Linked DNA regions of Mus musculus: region 1 is linked to region 2. Evidence: chromatin contacts called from ENCODE Hi-C or POLR2A ChIA-PET data. All regions are on one chromosome and are shown on one strand. The core of a region is the stretch at or near the end of the contact, and the rest is flanking DNA. Distances in the headings are between cores, read along the strand shown. Region 1 holds the start of Gtsf1 (gametocyte specific factor 1). Region 2 has its middle 17 kb from the start of Itga5.

Region 1 (4,087 bases), core at 707-3,206, 46 kb after region 2:
GCTGCCCCAAGTTCAATAAAATAAACCCTTAGCATACAACCTTCTCTCCAGTTTCTTCTTAAAGGCATTCTTTACTCCTATGACTAAGTTTAGCATCACTGCATAGTTCACATTCTTGGAATAAATTGCTAGGTCAAATATGACAACTGACAAACTACATTCAGGTGACAATAATAACAATTTATTTTAAGTGGTATTACAACACCTGCCACTGTTTACATGCTATTAGGGGTTATGGTATTTAACATAAGTAATGGGGGCCAAGTCAAGGTCATAAAAATACCAGTATTTAGACTTCTGGATAAACTACTTTAAAGATCTTCTTTCCAGATGGAAAGATGATTAAATGGTTAAGAGCTCTGGGTGTTCTTAGTGACATCTGGGTTTGATTCTCAGCACCCACATGGCTTACAACTGCCTATAACTCCAGTTTCAGGGGATCAGATGCCCTCTTCTGGCTTCTGTGGGCAAAATGCACACAAACACATGTAAAATAAAAGCTACATCTCATTTAATGACCTTTCTTTTTCTTCTTTTTTAAGAGACAAGGTTTCTCTGTATAGTTTTGGCTGTCCTGGAACTCAATATGCAGACCAGACTGACCTTGAACACACAGAGATCCACCTGCCTCTGCCTCCTGAGTTCTGGGATTAAAGGCATTTTCAACCATACCCAGCTTAGTAACTTTTCTTAATCATGATCAGAAAACGTCACACCAATATTCTCTCTTTCTAGCCATTTTTCATTTTGTTCCTCTCATTTCTATATAATAACAAGATAAATACTGTTTTAGTCAGTACTGATTACTTAACTGCACTGAGGGAATATATGTGAATGTTAAAAAAATTAAGAGCTCATAGAGAACATCTAAGAGAACAAATATAACAAACATGAAAAAAATTAAAAGAGGAAATGTCTCTGAGTTTGAATTCTCTTTTACTGGAATCTCTATTGAACACTGATTTAGTTCACGTATTATGGGAAAACTAATTTTGTATATAACCTCTCCCATAGGAATCTTCTGAAAATTGGATGCACATACAGCTGTTGTCTCTAGGTAAGCTCTCCTTTGGCCTCTCACAAAAATTCCACACCCCCTTCCCCCCCATTCTATGACATAGGCAGCATTAGAACCTTTGTTAAGCAATAGGGGTGATCAACTAAACTCTAGTTTCGGACTTTGCTCCAGAGCCCATTTGTTAATGGCAATCATTGGGGAAACTATCTGAGAATTAGTTAAACTATCTTAACCCGTATGGAACTTCTACTACAGTTATGTCATACTTTGTTAAAAATAAAAAAAGGTTTTAAGGAAAAACCAAGAATTACATTATTATTATTATTTTGAAAAAGATGAGTAAAGATATTCAGCGACTTAGAGAGCTGACCTATTCTTTCTTAGCAAACAGACTGATTCCAAGTAGGCCAAGGACGCTGGAACTCATAACACCATCATTCAGCTGTCTCTTATCTTCCCCATCAAATTGTTAACAGGTGATTTGATTCCTTTCCCCCAATAACAGGCTGTCGGTGAATTGGACAAAGTGAGAATTTGAAGCTACTGTTTAAACTCTGAAAAAAGTTGCAGGTCTCAGTAAAACAGTAATTTCTTTCCCCTTACAAAAAAGGACTCCCCCACCCCCCACCCCTCATCCCTCACCCCAGATTTAAGGAGATTCAAGCAAAAAGAACCAGGAGGAGGTTACCTAGAAAACAAGGCAGAAAAAGGTACCAGGCAGCCCGTCGAGCAGACGATGGCCGACGCAGCTGTTGTTCAGGGCTTAAGGCTGAAAAGTGAGGGAAGACACTACTTCGAAGGTATCTGCATGAACGGCTTACAAGGGCTGACCCGAGCCAAGACCCTACCACCTTGCCTCTTTCCTACCTCAGTCCAGAAGCTCTCCCCACCGCCGACTTCGCCTCACAGCCAGGCCCCGGCAACGCCCACTTCCGGCCTGATGCCAGGGCGTGGCCGCACTTCCTGTGACTGTGGCTTGCGCAGGCCCAGTGCATCACGGCCAACGCCTAGGCTATCCTTTTTCTTTGGCTCACCCTCCTGCCCAAGGCGGCTTCTTGGGGGTCTTCGGCATCTTTGCTTTTAGCCACTAACCTTCCTCTACTCCCCTGGCCTAAAGGGTCCTACATGGGTGGAGAACTTCCTTTGGTGACTTTTGAGCAGCCATTTTAGAAAAATCAGGGAAAGAATGGGACTGGTTGGTGTAGCGAGCTGTTTGTCAGGAAGCCTTGTTTGTGGAAGTTGATGAGAGACTTGAAAGAAATGAGAGACTTGTTGATGAGACAGAAATGTAATTTAGATTTTGAGAGTTCAAAAGAAGAATGATGGAGACAGGTACAACAGTTTAAAGAAAAATCAAAGCGGGCAGGGATTTTGTGTCCATGTAGGCTCTCAATTGAAAAGGCAGCGAGAGTCTCAGAATAGTTGGGAGTATGATACAGTGTTGGTGGGACTGAAGGGAGTTTTAGGCTACAGAGGACAGATTGGTCAAAGAACTCAAAACAGGAAACTCAAAACACTGCGAGCTTTGTTTAGAAAACACACCATTCTAAAACTTTATATACCTACCTAAATATACTTGTCCACAATGTTCTTAGGGAAACAGGTACTAAATTGGACTGATGATCAAATGGGAGTACAACATATGCCAGGAAGTGGTAGACTGTAAATTGCTATAAGGAAGAAATTAGTAGGGCCTGAGATGACCTGGGGAAGCACTAGGGAGAAAAAGGATTTATACTGTAAACTTTATACTATAAATTTAGGCTATAAATTTTATAGCCTTTGAAAAGGTGTTGACACTGTGGGTAGATCTGGCAACACTGTTTTAAAAACATTGAGTTGTAAAAATACATCGCTAGAAAATTTTGTGCTGTCCAAAGCTAGCAGGCAGCCTATAGTTGGCTGGCTGCTGAAATACTGAGACTTCTGACACATTTTAGTGGGTAAGAGTCTAAATACAGAAAGGAAATCAGAATAGCAAAACCAAGGTATCTTTGGTAAATAGAATCTTGGGAATGTGACATTTTATTTTTACATGATGAATATGTAGATGAATTACCAGCTTTGACCCTCTCCAGGCAGCAGGCTAAAAAGTGTATGCTTCACAGAATAAGAACCTAATAAGAGCTTCGGGGTAGAGGCAACAAGCCTGTCACCTCAGCACTTGGGAGGCTGATGCAAGAGGATTGCCATGGATTGGAGACCAGTTGGGAGAGCCTAAACCACAGAGTAACTAAAAAACAAAACAAAACAAAACAAAACAACAAAACAGAAACAAAAAACCCGAACCCACTAAACCAGGACAAACCACTAACTAACCAACCAAAACACTGAAAAGAATTTGTGGATAGGAGATGGGCTTAAGACATTCTTATTGCAGGATAATGGTTCTTGGTTATGTCTGTGTACTAGAATCATCTGGGGAATGCTTAAGACACACCATGAAGCTGGGTGACGACACAGTTTTTAATCCCAGCACTCATGAGGCAGAGGTAGGTGATCTCTGAGTTCAAGGCTAGCCAGGGCTACATACAGAGAGAAACCCTGCTATAAAAAAAACCAACCAAACCAACAAACCAACCAAAGACCCAGCCCCTCCCCACCCAAGACAGACCATGTAAATTCCCCTCCTTGACCAATTAATCAGAAGAGAGCCAGGCATAGTTCTTTTAAAAACTTACCCAGATGATTCTAATGTGTGTCCAGACTAAGAACCGCTGATTTAGGCACTGACTTGAATTTACAAAAGCATTTCTTTCACCTGGATGGCCTGGATGATTCACAGAAACAAGCTGTTAAGTTCTTTTTTCAGAGACAAATTGCTTCATTGAAAACTTAGCACAAAGCATTTTAGGAAAAGCTGATTCTCTGTCTCTGGCAACTTCATTTCAGATTGTTAGGAAACAGCTTAAAACAATTCTTTTGAGATCCCGAATTTTGAATTTCTCGCAATATCATTGGTGTAGAATTAGTGAGGTCAGAGTGGTTTGAACTTATTTTTTAAGGCTTTAAATCACAGAGCTCTGGTGCAATTTTTATCCCTGTTGCTATGACCCATATGGACTTTTC
Region 2 (3,606 bases), core at 1,053-3,552:
AAGGGGCAAAATCTCAGGTCCTCTGTAATTTGAGGTACTATGGGAGTAGGAACAGCCAAAGTTATTCAGTATTATTTAGAAAACTGAGCAGTTCACAAATATTACCTATGTTAACCCCAAGAGAATCCTATGAGGCAGCAGTTGATACTTTTAAAATTAACATTGTGGTTTTCTGTTACTGATTTTTGGAACAGGATTTCCTTATGTAGTATGACTGTCTTGGAACTCAGAGATCCACCTGCCACTGCTTCCTGAGTGCTAGCACTAAAGTTGTGTGATACCATGCCCAGTGCCTGCTTTTTAAGGCTTATAGTTCTGGCTTGCCTCAATTTTCCTGATTTTTCTTCCCCTACCTCCCAATTGATGGGATATAGGCATGTTCTACTCTGCCAGGCTCTCTCTCTCCTCTCTCCCTCTCTCCGAAAGAGTGTCATTCTGTAGTCTAGGCTGGCCTGAAACTCAGTATGCAGACCAGACTAGCCCTCAAACTATTGGGTAATCTTCCTGCCTCAGATTCACATGGGCTGAATTTAGAGGTATGAGCCACCAAGCCTGGCTTGATTTTCTCATTTAATGTTCTCACAAGTCCTCTAAAGTTAGCAAGGACATCTGACTAATGTGCTATCTTTTAAAGCCGGAAGAGCTGGCATAGTGGCTTAAGTCTTCAGTACCAGCATTGAGAGGCAGATGTCTGTAAGTCTGAGCCAGCCTGGTCTACACCAAGAGTTCCAGGACAGCCAGGGATACATGATTTACAAAAAAAAAAAAAAAAAAAAAAAAAAAAAAGAAAAGATGAAGTAGGACTTTCTAGCTGGTGAAGGAATAGCTCTAGAAGTTAAGTAGGATCCATTCTAGATAGGGTTTTTGGAGTGGAGTGGGTGTGGTTTCCAGTCCCTGAGGGATGAGAGTTGGATGCCCACACCATGTGACTGAGGAGGAGAATGTGGCACCTTGATAGCACCCCTTCCCATCTTTTCTCTGGCATTTTGAGATAGGATCTCATTGTGTAGCTCTGGCTGCCACAAACTCAAGATTTTCCTGTTCTGGCTGCCCAGTGCTGGCATTACAGGTGTGCAACAAGGCAGGCTTATGAAGAGTTCTTCAGAGATGGAGACAGTTACCAGGAGTACATTCTGAGACAGCAAATTCCCTTTTGTTTTCACCAGCTAGTTGTTCAATAGCAGGAGAGAAGGAAATTAGATATTAGAGGGACTTCCCTACTGCTTGGGGCTGATAGGAGCCTCTGCCTCCTGTGGTGATTTGTGAAGACAATGCATTCTTCCTTGTCTGTAATGGGCGGGCTGGAGGCATGAAAGGTCATTGTGTTGCTAGGGTTGTGGATGAGGTGGTTTATTTGATGACCTATGACCAGCTAGGAGAGCCTGAGGTTTTTAAAGGAGAGGAAATTTGCCAAAAGGGCATTTGGAGGAGGGTCCGTGTTTTGGGCTCTAGCCTGGGGTGAAGTCAGAAACATAAATCACACCTCCCAACTGCCCATTTCCGCTTTGAGCTCAGTTCCCAGCCAACTGTTCAGTCAGCTTGCCAGGGGAGTGTGTGGAGGCGGGGCACTGGAGCTGGAAGCAGTGGCTGGGAATAGGAGCAGGGAGTGGAAACAGGTCTCTAATGGTCCCTAGTGAAGGGTCAGGACTGGGCTGGACCAGGGTGTGGGCGTGTGGGGATCACAGTGAAAGTGGGTTTGAAAGTCTTGTGCGACTTCTATAACTCCAGCACTTGAGAGATCACAGGCTGAAGAAACACTGCAGGTTCAATACCAGCTTCATCTAGACAGTGAGACCCTGTCTCCCCCAAACATCCCTTTACCCCAAATCCCAACAAAACAAGAGTAAACTGGAGATTCCTCATCCCAGACATGACTCTGCCACACCCAGTCTGATGAATTCTCCTTCAGGCACAAAACCACCAGGACATGCTTAGAAGACATACCTTCAGAGAAACACTCCTTCCCACTCAACTGTTGCTCACTTCAGCAGAAACTTCCAGCTGTTGTGGAAGAGTAGAAGCGGAAGTGAGTGGGGATTGAGAGAGATGAGGATCTCACAACCTTTATTATGGTTGGAAAACATCCTTCTCCTGTGAGTCCAAAGGCTTGCACTACGGCAGGCTGGGTGATCTTTCTTCTCCCTGGAGATCCTCAGTCGTCTGCTGTCCTGTGGTGGGCATGGCCTTTTCTCTATGGGATTGGGGAGGCAGAGTGGGAGGTATAGCATTGAGTGTATGTGTTGGGAGGGGTAGGTGTTTGAGGGCAGGAAATCCAGAAGGCAACTCAGACAATGGCTTTTTCCGCTGGCGTGGGTCCAGGCTGCTGGATCCTGTCTAACCCCATAGCACCTCCTGATTTTCTTTGGTTAGCATCCCACTTACTGTTCACTAGTGGGGGAGAGGGGCATTTCCAGGTAATTTAATTCAACTTGGAATCTTCTTGCCGTGGTTTCCTATACGGTATGGTGGTGCTACTTTGATCTTATGGTAAACATGTTTTTATTTATGTTTAGTCTGTCTTGTTCTATTCCTTAAACTGTTCTCTTGTATAATAGGACAATAAAAGCTTTGGTACACGCCCCTCCCCACCCCCTTCTAGTATTAGGACAATAACATGTGCCTCCTGATATGGGAGGTGACAATATACTTAGATGGAAGAGCAGAGATCTTTGGAATGTAGGAATATGTTTCCAGAAGACTGAGCTGAGCATAATCCCAGCACTTGGGAGGCTAAGGTAGGAGGATCAGATCATGAGTTTCTGGCCAGCCTTGGTTGTATAGTGAAACCTCATCTCAACAGACAGAAGGGACGGCCACTGATTGCTACCAGGGCTTTACACTGATAAACTGACATGGAGGCCCCCACCTCTTCCCTTTTTCCTGCTGTCTGGTTAGACAGCTACTTTTCAGCTCATCCTGTGGATAGAGGACTCAGTGTTGTCTCACTAACACGCCCAATGTACTGTTTGCCTTGCTCCCGTGATTCCAGGGTATACAACTCACAGTCATCTCTATTGCCCAGGCTACTGAAATCCTGCACAAGTGTCCTTAGCTCATCTTAACCGTCAGCAGTCCTCTTCTCAAGCACTGCCCTTGCAGTCTGGACTGCACAGTCTAGTACTTAATTATCCAGGTTATTTATAGAGTTCCTGTGAAATTTAGAAACTGAATGCATCTGAATGTACATGTGACCAAAGCAACTATAAATACTTTATAAAAATTATAGACTTCTTTAAAAAAAGATTTTTGTGTGTAGGTGTTTTGCCTACATGTGTTTATGTGCAGCAAATGTACACACCTGGTACCAAGGCCAGGATCCCCTGGAACAGAAGTTACAGACAGTTATGACTGTGAGCTACCATGTGGGTGTTGGGAACAAACATGGGTCTTCTGGGAGGGCTGCAAGTGCTCTTAGCCACCGAGCCACTGCCACTGATCTGCCTTCACTCCCATGAGCTGATTTGTTTGTTTGTTCTTTTGAGACAGGGTGTATGTAGCCCTGGCTGTCCTGAAACTCACCACCATCTGCTTACTTCTGGAGTGCTGGGATTAAAGGCATTTGTCATCATGCCCCGCCATAGGATTTTTAAAAAAGATTTATTTTAT

The links. A loop is a pair of places that touch in the nucleus more often than their neighbours do. ChIA-PET counts read pairs that join two places held with the same protein, here RNA polymerase II (POLR2A).
Region 1: a map of CH12.LX shows a loop between it and region 2 (3-fold over the local background). The contact joins the promoter of Gtsf1 here to the enhancer-like site in region 2. A Hi-C loop is called at or near these places in 3 of 37 maps with a recorded cell type or tissue (CH12.LX, T-helper 1 cell and regulatory T cell). POLR2A ChIA-PET finds 5 or more read pairs at or near these places in 1 of 5 experiments (embryonic stem cell).

The regions. Positions count from the first base shown.
Region 1 is chr15:103,428,471-103,432,557 of GRCm38, forward strand. Gtsf1 (gametocyte specific factor 1) reads right to left here and starts at 1,957. Exons shown (of 9, transcript NM_028797.1): 1 at 1,886-1,957. It overlaps Gm52195 (a long non-coding RNA gene), which reads left to right. Exons shown (of 4, transcript XR_003951567.1): 2 at 1,015-1,057.
Region 2 is chr15:103,381,706-103,385,311 of GRCm38, forward strand. No RefSeq gene overlaps it. Among named protein-coding and RNA genes, the nearest start is that of Itga5, 17 kb to the left of the region's middle. Within about 2 kb of position 2,303, at least 2 of the 3 ENCODE cell types and tissues checked have a DNase peak (open chromatin) inside an H3K27ac peak, as active enhancers do.